Regions from separate parts of the Homo sapiens genome. Here all the other regions are linked to region 4. Evidence: chromatin contacts called from ENCODE Hi-C or POLR2A ChIA-PET data. All regions are on one chromosome and are shown on one strand. Each heading gives the region's core, a stretch centred on a gene start or an enhancer-like site at or near the end of the contact. The rest is flanking DNA. Distances are from core to core; before and after follow the strand shown. Region 1 holds the start of PGAP1 (post-GPI attachment to proteins inositol deacylase 1). Region 2 holds the start of HSPD1 (heat shock protein family D (Hsp60) member 1). Region 3 holds the start of SF3B1 (splicing factor 3b subunit 1). Region 4 holds the start of BZW1 (basic leucine zipper and W2 domains 1).

Region 1 (2,700 bases), core at 10-2,509, 3.9 Mb after region 4:
TTTTATGTATTGTAGCCAAACTTCCTCTGCACAGAAAATATACCAGAAAATCAGCCCAAGTTCAATGAAATTCATTTAGTGCCAAAGACCATTCTAAGAATCCTGTGGTTACTACACACACACGCACACACACACCGTCTACTGTTGAGTCAGCTTTAAAGAGTGATGTCTTTTTCCTAACATTCTAGTGTTTTGAAGCTGCTACAAGTGATTGATTTCGAGCTTTTTTTAAAAACTCCTCCTTTGTACAAAACAGAACCGAAATTCTTCAAAACGAATTAAGTCATTTGCGAGTTTGAATGGAAGCTGGACGAAATTGCCTCCTCCAGTTAACGTGGAACCCATTCCCCAAGAGATGGAGGTTCTGGAGAGCAAGGCGAGTCAGCGTCAAACTGATTACGCAGATACCTGTTGGGGACGTCAGTGCTAATAGATATTTTGGTAACATATTTTAAGGACTAACGATGCTTTTTGTGATTCAGGCTTTCATCTGATACCAAGAGCAGAATCTCGTCGGCTTGCGGGTGTTTTTTTTTTTTTTTTTTTTTTTTTTTTTAATGAGCCGGTGCTTTTAAGCGCTGTTACCTACTGGGCCCAAGTAGGCGGTAGAAGAGGGAAAATAAAGCCATTTGTTCCCTCTTCAAGCTAACTGCTCCAGAGAGCTGTGAGTGTGCTCTACTACCGTTGGGAAAACCGAAATTGCGGAGGCCTGAGTCTTTTCAAAATTGAACGGGAAGCGTTTTTAAACTGCCGCAGGGAGAGGCGTTTGCGAGGTGACAGCTGATGACCCCTGGGCTTTTAAGTCCTCCTCCCCTCTCTCGGTCCGCTCTCGGTCCTTAATCGCCTCTGGACTCTGGGCTCTAGTCCCCTCCCCAGATTCACCCATCTGACACCCGCCTCCTGCCCAATCCCCCGGCTCGTCTCCAGGGCTCCCGCGCTCCGCCCATCCCCCTCTGGATGCTTCCTCTCTCTCTCTTCTTTCCCTCCCGCCAGCCACTCCTCGCGTCTTTCTCTCCCCACTTCCCTTCTTTCCCCTCACCCTCCAGCCCAGCCCACCCTGCTTTCTCCCTCTTTCTCTTTCCCGTAGATCCGCGCTCGCGCTGCAACACCTACTCCTCCCTCGGCTCTGGGAGTCGCCAGGCCAGAGGCGCCGCGGACCTGGTGCGCGCAGGCGCACTGCGCGGCTGGCGAACGGGCAGGCCGGGCATCAGCGCAGGCGCGCGCGGCTGGGGCTCGGCTCCGGGGGTGGCGGTCGGACAGTGTCTAGCACGCTCAGTCCGGGCTTGGGGCCCCGCGGCGGAGAAGGAGGTAGAGGGGGCGGCGGCGGCGGCGGCGGTGGTGGCGGCACCATGTTTCTTCACTCAGTTAATCTCTGGAACCTGGCGTTTTATGTCTTCATGGTCTTTCTGGCAACCCTGGGGCTGTGGGATGTCTTCTTCGGCTTCGAGGAGAATAAGTGCAGTATGAGCTACATGTTTGAGTACCCGGAGTATCAGGTAAGGTTCTGCCCTCTCCTCAGCCGGGCGCTCCAAGACTCTGGCCCCTGGTGCCTTTTTCCTTCTGTGGGTTCGTCCTGCCTTGGCTCTCTGCGCCTCTCGGGCCCCCTGTCCCGTCCTCGCCTCTGTTTTCTCCGCCCGGGGAGACTCTGCATCCCCCTTCTGCCCCCCTCACCTCCCCTTTGTGTCCCTTCTTCACGGTGGGGTGTTTGTTAGACGATTTCCCGAGAGCATCCTCGTGGTCGTCCTCGTAGTTACTCCGCTGTCCCTCCGCCTCCTCCCCAGCCCCAAATCCTGGGCACAAGCTCTTCTGACTGGCCGGGCCCAGCCCCCCTCATGCCCAGAGAGGCAGCCTCAACCCTTCTCCCTAAACCGAAGCTCCATCCCTCTCGCGTTCTTGCCTTAACCCGTGCCCCAGGACCTTCCTTTGCTTCCCACGCGCCTAAATTCCCCTCGCGCCCGGTGATCTGCTCGTCAGATTTCGCATTTCTAGAAAGGGACCGAGCGTCTGCAGAGTGTATATTGGCTAGATAGTTCCCAAGGCTGTTTTTAGAGACTCCAGGGTTTTGCCTATGGGTAAACTGGCGAGTCATTGAATTGGAAACTAGATCCCCTCTTGGAAAGATGTTGCAGATCCTCTTATTTTGCAGGTTAAGGGGCCGTGCGTGTGTGGGCTTGCCTGTGTGTGTGCATACCTGTGTTTATGCATGTCTCTCAGCAGCCGAGCCTCTTAATAGTTGCATACAAAATCTATTTCATGGTGCTATTTTTGTTTTCTCGCTGGGTTCGGAGTTTAAGAGAGAGCCAACCCTTCTCTCTCCACCCCTACCGCTTCCATGCCATTTTGAATGTTTTCAATCAATGGCTTCGTTAGTTCGGCATAGTAGGATCTAGAATTTCATTCATGACTAGCTGTAAAAAGAGGCGCAGACAAATTACACAACTGTCCTAAGAGAATTTTTCCGAATGATTCTTTTATTTCTAAGTGCATCTCTTAATTATGGACTACCTATTGTAATAATTCCCTACCATAAAATGTATATGCACTATAACATATATTGATAAAATACATTTTTAGTATACTCTTAAAATCACAGCAGTTTTTTTTTTAGGGTGAAGGATGCAAGTCCTGATTGCTTCTTTGTACAAGTCATTATGGAGGAAGCCTGTTACTTGATTACGCTGCTATTATTTTGATCTTAAG
Region 2 (2,700 bases), core at 1-2,500, 3.3 Mb after region 4:
TAAACGCTTGTCCTGCCTGTAGGAAGAGAAATGTTTTGAAACAAAAACTAAATGTAATCACATTATCAACAGGCAACGCCACCGTGCTATACATCTCAACACGTTTTGGCTTTGAAAGTTAACACCAAACCTCAGCTTATTCGTTAAGGAAGCGCATTTGAATGTACTAACCAATATTCCAAGTTTAATTCCCGATTCCTTACGTCTGTTAGGGGTCGTTGTCGCTCCTCCGGTGAGCAACCAGACCAGCTTTAAGGTCAACCTTAGTTTATTCCAAGGTCAAATGTTTTCCTTCTTCAGGTTTTTCCAGAAATTTTCAGGAAACGCTGGGTCAAGCTCCCTGCCTGGCACCATGATTTTTACCCAAGATATTACACATCCACAAAGGCCCTGCAGAAGCAGGTGAGACGCTGCGCGTGCGCCCGGGTTCTCGCCCCCCTGCCTTACACACCGGCAGCACACGCGCGTGCAAAGAGCCCTGGGGGAGAAAAGGGTCGGGCGGGCCTTGCCGCTCCAAGGTGCCATCGGGCGCTGGTCACTGAGTGGCCACCAATCCCTCCCGCCCAGCCCAACAAAAGAGGGGCGTCAGGGATCCCCGTACGCCTCAGACAGGCCCGGGCCTGCAGGCCTCGGGGCCACGCGGGACTCACCATTACTCCCTCCGCCTCAGACTCGTACTCTGCTCTAGTGTAGCGCCGCAAAGAGACTCGCAGTCCGGCCCTGGCGACACGTGAAAAAATCACCCAGCGCGCAGGCGCGCTCGCCCCAGCGGTCGCCGCTAGCCCCCTCGCCCCTCCCAGGGAGGGAGGGCGGTCGCCCCGACGCGCACCGCGATTCGCCCCAAGGGCCCTGCGCAGGACGCTGACGCGAAGACTCGGAGGCGGAAGAAAAAAGGAGCTGTTTCTAGGCTTTTCTAGGCGCCCAGCCGAGGTGAAAGAACTACCCCTTCGTCCCCTCCCGGAAATGACGCGATTTGACCCTTGAGCCGTAGGGAGCGCGGCATTTTCTGGAAAGTTCTGGAACCGAGCGAGGCCCGGGAACTAGACTAAGCCGGCCGGAGAGGGCTGAGCGCGCTAGCACACCCTGCGCGGGTAGGGAGGGGCGGGGCTCGCGCGCAGGGTGTGCAGATTGCAGGGCCCGGGCTGACGGGAAGTGGGTGGGAGCTGCCTGCACACGCGGTGCCGCGGGGCGGGAGTAGAGGCGGAGGGAGGGGACACGGGCTCATTGCGGTGTGCGCCCTGCACTCTGTCCCTCACTCGCCGCCGACGACCTGTCTCGCCGAGCGCACGCCTTGCCGCCGCCCCGCAGGTACGCGGCCTTCCCGCACCACCTCCCCCCGGCTCCTGCGACCCCCGAGTGGGCCTTCCTCCTCTGCGGTCCAGCTGGAGGGTGCGGGCGGCGACAACCTGGAGTTCCGCACCGCGCCGCACCGCAGGCCCAGGCCTGCGGGTCCAGGCCTCGCGGGTCCATGCGGGTTCCATCACGTGCGACGCGGATCCTGGACCTCGGCTGGGCGCGGGAGGGACAACTCGTGGGGTTTGAATTTGGGGGATTGTAACCACTTAGGCCCGCTGGTGCAACCTGCGCCTGGCCGACTTCAGGGAACCGGGGAGGGTGGTGTACGTGAGGGAACCGCTTTTTTCCCCCGCAGGCAGCTGGGATACCGCGCCTCCAGTCTTGACCTTGCTGGGGGCGTTCGGAAAGAAGGACACGTGGGCTCGCGCCGAGTGGGCCGGGCCGCCGCCCCCAGCATCGCGGCCTTGCTGGTTGCTCTGATACAGTAGCCTTGGGTGGATCCATGGAGACACTTTGCTGAGCGGCTTTTTGCACCGTCAGGAATACTTTTAACTTCCCTGGTCACTTGGATTTGTAACTTGCCTCTCTCCGGCTGACTTGGTTTCTCAGGGGCCACAGTTGGAGTGGGTCTGCCCACAAGGCCGTTTTCGCGGTGAAAGATTAACTCGTTTTTGGCGGCAGGGATAGGTGGCCGTGGGGAAGGAGCCGCATGTGCTTTGTGCTGGTGCTATAGGTCAGGCGCCGGCCGGGGCGGCCTCTTTAGCTTGCGCTAGTGGCTGATGTTCCGAAGCTGCGGCGCCTTCCGTCATTCAGGCGTAGTGGCTGGCGGAGGTCAGCCAGGCTCAGCATCTCACGTTGCTTGCTCTGTTGCACAGGTGGGCATGTTTGTTCTGCAGCGCACCACGGGTGGTAGTTCTGATGATCTTTTTGCTTCCATCCCCAGAAATGCTTCGGTTACCCACAGTCTTTCGCCAGATGAGACCGGTGTCCAGGGTACTGGCTCCTCATCTCACTCGGGCTTATGCCAAAGATGTAAAATTTGGTGCAGATGCCCGAGCCTTAATGCTTCAAGGTGTAGACCTTTTAGCCGATGCTGTGGCCGTTACAATGGGGCCAAAGGTACCAGTATTTTTATTTTATTGTAATTACGGTATTATTAATAGCATTTTACTCACAAATAGTCGCACTGAACTATTCAACAGTACTTTCATCTCCATTTTTGAGAGAACTCAGTTTACATGTAAGAATTCTGAAGTATTGGTTAGCCTTTTTTTCTTAGACATGATCTTAAAGCTTAAACTGCTTCAGCCAGATTTTCGAAACTATTTTGTTCAATGTGTGATGTAATCAGGTAGTAACTTACAGCTCAAGGTGGATTCTTAAACTCGAGGTAGAATTTCGCTG
Region 3 (2,700 bases), core at 72-2,571, 3.4 Mb after region 4:
AAAATCGTTTGTGTCACCTGATCTGAAGAAGGGAGGGAGTCTGGTGAGAGGGAAAGAGGGAGCAAGGCTGCAGGTCAGGAGTCACCAGGGACAGGTTATCTAAGCTCTCAGTCCAGTGCCATTGTCCATATATCTCCCACCTACCGCTAGCCTCAGGAAAATGGCTCCTCACTTTACCCAAAGTAGATATGGGGTCTTCCTGCAAGAGGAATACACCCATACCATTTCCCTCCCTTCAAACGACCATACTGACCCATGGTATGGTTAGTATTTGGGTTGCAGGTTTATCACATAGCGAGGTACTCCTCTCTTTGTGATGGCTCTAACCTTGATAACTACCTGTTTTCCTCGGCTGCTTCCGGGACCCATCTTTCTGAGCCTTTCTTTCTTTTTCATCGTCGAAGTCAAAGACCAGTGTGACAGTACAAGGTTATATTATAATTGATGCCCAGGAAAACAGACTGCCGTATTCTGATCTATTAAAATTCCTGATTTAGGAATACCGTCTAGGATTTAAGAGAAACATCTAATGAATGTTAATAATGACGATGAGTGGTTTTCTAGGAACCCATAAAGTAAAAGGCTTTAAAAGGGTGGCAAGATTGTCACTGTGCAACTCAGCAACGATTTGTGAGGCTCAACGAAATTCCTACCCAAATTATTTGCAATTATTAAACAGAAAGAATGAAAAATGACCTTGAATTACAGGGCGAAAGATGGGACTGTTAAGACTGTCTTCGTAACTAAGCACTGTAAAGACTGAGACAGCTGCAAGGGAAAGTTTTCCTCGAGCTCTTCCAGTGAATTTTGGGAAAAGGGATTGAATGTCTGAGGTCTCTTCCAGCTCTGAAACCGCAGCGTTTCGTACAGTGTTCATTTTTTTTTAATGGGAGGGGTCTCGGGGTCTTGCTCTGTCGCCCGGTCTGGAGGCTTGAGTACAGTGGCGCGACACGATTACGGCTCACGGCTGCCTCGAACTCCTGGGCTCAAGCGATGCTCCCGCCTCAGCCTCCAGAGTTGCTGGGACTCAGTGTCTGTTCTTAACTCCCTTCGTAGAATCCACTTTCCTCCAGGGCAAAGTTACTCACTTAAGGACCTTACGGCTCGGCTCGGGGATTTCCTGGGTCACCACGCAGGCGACTTCAGGGCCCAACCGTGTCTCCTCCCCCACCCACAATGCACCTCGCGGTTCCCTCTAGGTGGCAGTTCTGTCACGTGTCACCCGACGGAGCGCGCTCCCGTTTGGCGCACGCGCAGAGTGCAGCCCCCAGCTATTTTTCTCCGTGGCGGCGGCGACGAGCGGAAGTTCTTGGGAGCGCCAGTTCCGTCTGTGTGTTCGAGTGGACAAAATGGCGAAGATCGCCAAGACTCACGAAGGTAAGCGGTCTTTCCCTGCTTACGTGTTTTCTTCGTTGCTAGCCTAATAAAAGCCTTTTTTCCTAGGATTCTGCCTTTTTCTATGGTTTCTTTCGTAGGAGCTGAGCCCGCGTTTCGGGGCCAAGGGTCGTCTCCTCCGCGCCAGCGGCGCAGGCCACTGCCCCGCGTAATGGCGTCCTCCTCTTACACCCCCGACAGGCGCTTTGTTCAGTGTTTGGGACCTGCTACTTCAGAGTAGCTTCTCTTCTCTGACCAGAGGGCCTCGTTTAAGCGGCTTCCTCAGTAGGATTCGTGGGCAAGGGATCGGGGAAGCGGGCGTGGGGAGAAGGTCTCACTCGCCTCTCGACACTGTCGTCCCCATAGTTTGTGCAGAAGAGGGTCAGAAAAGCACTGAAATACGGCAGCCGCTTTTCCGGCAGACTGAATCGAATTTGGTTAAACCGAGATTCCGTTACTCCTACCCTTGTGTGTCTTCAAGCGTCAGTTACTTGTTTATTTTTCTTGCACGAAACGATTTGGGGATAAAATCTGGTAGTTGTTTTCCCTCCCTTAGTCACTTTTAGTATAATATTGATCTTTTTCTTTGGAGACTGGTTATTGGAGGAGCAGATGGAAGAGGAAAACATAAATTACTTTCATTAATGGCCGAAGCTTTCAAGCTAGTTGATCGTTTTATGGAATACAGAGTGTGCAAATTAGGAAAACGTTGGGAATAGACTGGAGTTCATTAGGAAGTATCCAGAGATGACAGAAAATGGGATCACTTTTCAGAAAAGACGAGGCATGAGAAGTTGGAACTGCATTCTTTGATTTCTGACTTGGAATCCGAGATTTTCACTGAGAACGAGACTTCTAAGTCACTTTTGTTTCATATGTTCTTTCTGGGTATTTGGCTCGGTATTAGTCTGTGAGAGGTAAGAGACTGAGGCCATCCAAAATTTTACAGTCTGATAGGAGAAACAGATGTGTATGTTCTCATTCTCTCATGAGGCCAGATGCATGCTTAAGTAGAAGAAAAAGCAGCATGTTCTGGGAACCTGGGTAACGGAATGATTATGTTTAGGGTTGTTTCACTGAGGAGGTTACATGACCGTGTTTTAAAAGGATCAGTCAGTTTTAAATCGGGAAGGACATCTGAGCCTGAGAACATCTTGTAACAAGGTATTGAATCGTGAAAGGTGTGTTTGAGTAGTAGTCCACTGTAGCAGGAACAGAGGGTGCAAGTAGAGAAGAAATAAATGAATCTGGAAAGGTTGGATTAGGACCAGAATGTGAATGGCTTTGAATAGTTGGGTCACCCAGAGGACCTGAAGTCCAGCTTTC
Region 4 (2,700 bases), core at 130-2,629:
TATTTACCTCTTTTTCTAGTTTTAAAACGCTGGCCTGATAGCGTTGGCTTTTGCTGCTTTTGATTATTCATAAAAGACACCCTAGGAAAGGAGAAATAAAGCCTTAATATCAGTGCCATAATACTAATTTTTAAAGCAAAACATCAAACCTTAGTCTAGTCACATATGAATCAAATGGAACACCCACTCTCAGGATATAAAGCTGGCAATTATACCCGATACAGGCACAAAGAATTACCTGCACTTGAATCAAATGTACGTCAAAATGTGCATTTCTCTCTACAAGAAACCCTTCAAATTAGTGCTGTGAACTACTTTTAAGCGACATTGTAGTGCTACAGTGATCACCCGTCATAAACCTAATTGTTCAGTTTTCTCCACATTCCTCTTTACATTCACTTACATCTTCCACGACCACTAAGCATCGCAGAACGCAAAGAGAGATTATCACCATAGTCAGCAGGCATCCAAAATGTGTATGCCAATTCTAAAACACTGTCAAAAGGTGAACCCCTTCTTCTGACAAGCCTGGTTACGGGCAGCACCATCCTACCCTAGGTCATGCCTGTGACCGCAACAGCGGCCGCCTTGCACCACTCAGGCCTGCAAAACTAACAGCCAGCCCAGCCTCCTTCGCCCATATCCCACAGTCCTAGCCTCCTCCCCGGTAACGTGTCTCCCAATCCACACCCTTCCCATGCCTCCCGCCCGAGCCACAGATCACCCGCTTCCCGCCCAGGACCCCATCGGCCACAGCGGGGCGCCGTAGGGTCCCGCGGCTCTTTCTCCACTGACCCTGTCGCCTGCGGTGGCGGCCGCCGCAACGAGCGGACCACAGTCACTGAGGCGCTTTGCGCCGGGGCCCCAGGCGCCCCGTACATCCGCCCGCCCTCCAGCGAAAGCAGCGGCGGAGGCGGCGGCCGCAGCGGTGGTGGGTGGCAGCCCCTCCGCCCCGCCCGCCGGAAGCCCCCACGCGTACATCACACAACAGAGGCCGCGGCGGCTTTGTTAGCCAGGCCGGGCACGGCCCAGAGGGAGCCCGCCTCGGCCACTGCCTTCGCAGCCAGCGCCGCGGCGCACACCCGGACCCCACCTCCCCACCCGGGCCGCCGCTACCCCTCGGCCTCCCTGCCGAAGCGGCGGCCTTTCAGGCCCTAGATCCGGCCCGGCCTCAAGAGGCGACCTCCGTTCGGGCCCATCCAAGCCGGGCCGCATCCAGCCCGCCGCCTCCCTCTCCCTCTGCCCGGCGTCCACGACCCGCAGCGTCCGCCCGGGGTGAGCGGGGCGCCGCGTCTCACCGAATTTAAGGCGAAGAGGAAAGAGCCAGAAATCCCCGATGTACCGGCAACTGCGGCGGTGTCTCCTCTGCGACCGGAACTAACGCCAGGAGGAGGGAGAGGTGCCACCCCCGCCCGGACCGCTCTCCTATCGCGAGATTTCTTCCCCTTGCCCCGCCCTGATCGTGGACAGGCGCTTCCGCCTTTTCTATTGCGCGCGGATTAGGGTGAGGGACTGGGATAGGGGAGGGGAGAGACGTTTCCAGTCTTCTTTATTCCCTTACTGGGTTCCACGTCGCCTGGACACTTGTCCTAGACTAGCTTATTTTTCTTCCCCCGCTGCGTCGTCCGCCCTCTTCACACATGGAGGGGTTGGAAGAGCGGAGCCGGCCCCCGCCGGTCTCGAAGTTGGACGCGTCCTCCTGGAGTCCCTCGCCGCCGGCCCCCTCCTCCAGCACCGGAAGTCGAAGCCCGAGGGCGGGGGGCCCTCGGGTCGTGCGGGGGCGGAGGCTGGGGGCGGGCATGGGGGCGTGGTTTGGGGAAGGAATCCGCACCTCGCCTCCGCCCTGGCCGGGATGGGCGGAGTTCGCTCCAGCTGAGTCCCCTGCCTGGCGACTTTTCTCTGAGGGGCTGTCTCATTGTTCACTACCTCCCTTAAGAGCGAAGAGGACACAGGCCGAAGATTGAGAAGGGGAAATTCTGTCCTCCAACCGCGGTCCCTGCGCGCTGCAGCGGTTGTCTCCCGAGTGTGGTGGCTATGGGGACTTGGAGAGCATCAGAATCCCTTGGAGGACTTGTTATAACAGACTGCTGGGCCCCACCCGTAGTTTCTCATTCTGTAGGCCTGGTGTGGAACCCATGAATGTGCATTTCCAACAAGTTATCTGTGATGCTGCTGCTGGTCCGCACCTTGAGAACCCCTCAGTTAGAGGCTATATCATCAGGGAGCTGGGGTACGATCAGATTAGATAGTGCGTGTGAAAAGCACTGTGGACGTGACAAAACTCTGTGCAGATAAAGATGCACAGCGCCTCTAGGATGTAGCCCCATGTTTTTATTCACTGTACAGTAGTTTACTTCTCTCCAGTTGCTTCCTCACTCTCTGGTAGGAGGAGAGTGGCTTCTCTTCCCTAAACCTTTTGATAAAATAGTTTGTTGACTTCTTTTCCCTAATTAACTATCTGACCTCTACCCCACCCCCCCGCAACTTCATGGAAAAATGACTTTCTCAGCGTTCGTTCCTGAAATTATTGCCAAACCCAGTGTTTTATTCTTCACCCTGTTTGCCTCCTCTGAGCATTGAATGTTACCTACCTCTCTCCTTGAATCCTGGCTCCAGCTATCCTGGTTACGTTCTGAATGTGCCTTTGCACGGTATTTTCTGACTCTTCTTTTCTGTACTGATACCTTTTCTTTCTGGATA

What was found. A loop is a pair of places that touch in the nucleus more often than their neighbours do. ChIA-PET counts read pairs that join two places held with the same protein, here RNA polymerase II (POLR2A). Pooled maps may share reads with other maps.
Region 1: a loop to region 4 is called in a pooled map, with 8 times the contacts of the local background. The contact joins the promoter of PGAP1 here to the promoter of BZW1 in region 4. A Hi-C loop is called at or near these places in 1 of 37 single-sample maps with no recorded cell type and 6 of 50 pooled maps. POLR2A ChIA-PET finds 5 or more read pairs at or near these places in 1 of 52 experiments (activated T-cell).
Region 2: a loop to region 4 is called in a pooled map, with 15 times the contacts of the local background. The contact joins the promoter of HSPD1 here to the promoter of BZW1 in region 4. A Hi-C loop is called at or near these places in 2 of 37 single-sample maps with no recorded cell type and 13 of 50 pooled maps.
Region 3: a pooled map shows a loop between it and region 4 (7-fold over the local background). The contact joins the promoter of SF3B1 here to the promoter of BZW1 in region 4. A Hi-C loop is called at or near these places in 1 of 37 single-sample maps with no recorded cell type and 8 of 50 pooled maps. POLR2A ChIA-PET finds 5 or more read pairs at or near these places in 3 of 52 experiments (T-cell, activated T-cell and activated naive CD4-positive, alpha-beta T cell).

Annotation. Positions count from the first base shown.
Region 1 is chr2:196,925,266-196,927,965 of GRCh38, reverse strand. PGAP1 (post-GPI attachment to proteins inositol deacylase 1) reads left to right here and starts at 1,259. Exons shown (of 27, transcript NM_024989.4): 1 at 1,259-1,496. The coding sequence starts at 1,350. RefSeq lists a silencer at 1,061-1,310.
Region 2 is chr2:197,498,390-197,501,089 of GRCh38, reverse strand. It overlaps HSPD1 (heat shock protein family D (Hsp60) member 1), which reads left to right and starts at 1,250. Exons shown (of 12, transcript NM_002156.5): 1 at 1,250-1,308; 2 at 2,240-2,415. The coding sequence starts at 2,242. It overlaps HSPE1-MOB4 (HSPE1-MOB4 readthrough), which reads right to left and starts at 711. Exons shown (of 9, transcript NM_001202485.2): 1 at 651-711; 2 at 1-16. The coding sequence starts at 653. It overlaps HSPE1 (heat shock protein family E (Hsp10) member 1), which reads right to left and starts at 711. Exons shown (of 4, transcript NM_002157.3): 1 at 651-711; 2 at 1-16. The coding sequence starts at 653. RefSeq lists an enhancer at 591-650 and silencers at 791-850, 1,041-1,370.
Region 3 is chr2:197,433,649-197,436,348 of GRCh38, reverse strand. SF3B1 (splicing factor 3b subunit 1) reads left to right here and starts at 1,321. Exons shown (of 25, transcript NM_012433.4): 1 at 1,321-1,377. The coding sequence starts at 1,350. RefSeq lists enhancers at 873-922, 943-1,252, 494-1,693, 1,438-1,984.
Region 4 is chr2:200,810,589-200,813,288 of GRCh38, reverse strand. BZW1 (basic leucine zipper and W2 domains 1) reads right to left here and starts at 1,379. Exons shown (of 12, transcript NM_001207067.2): 1 at 1,299-1,379; 2 at 8-81. The coding sequence starts at 71. It overlaps BZW1-AS1 (BZW1 antisense RNA 1), which reads left to right and starts at 1,119. Exons shown (of 4, transcript NR_110275.1): 1 at 1,119-1,504. RefSeq lists enhancers at 26-541, 542-1,057, 1,906-2,165 and silencers at 806-1,175, 1,706-1,855.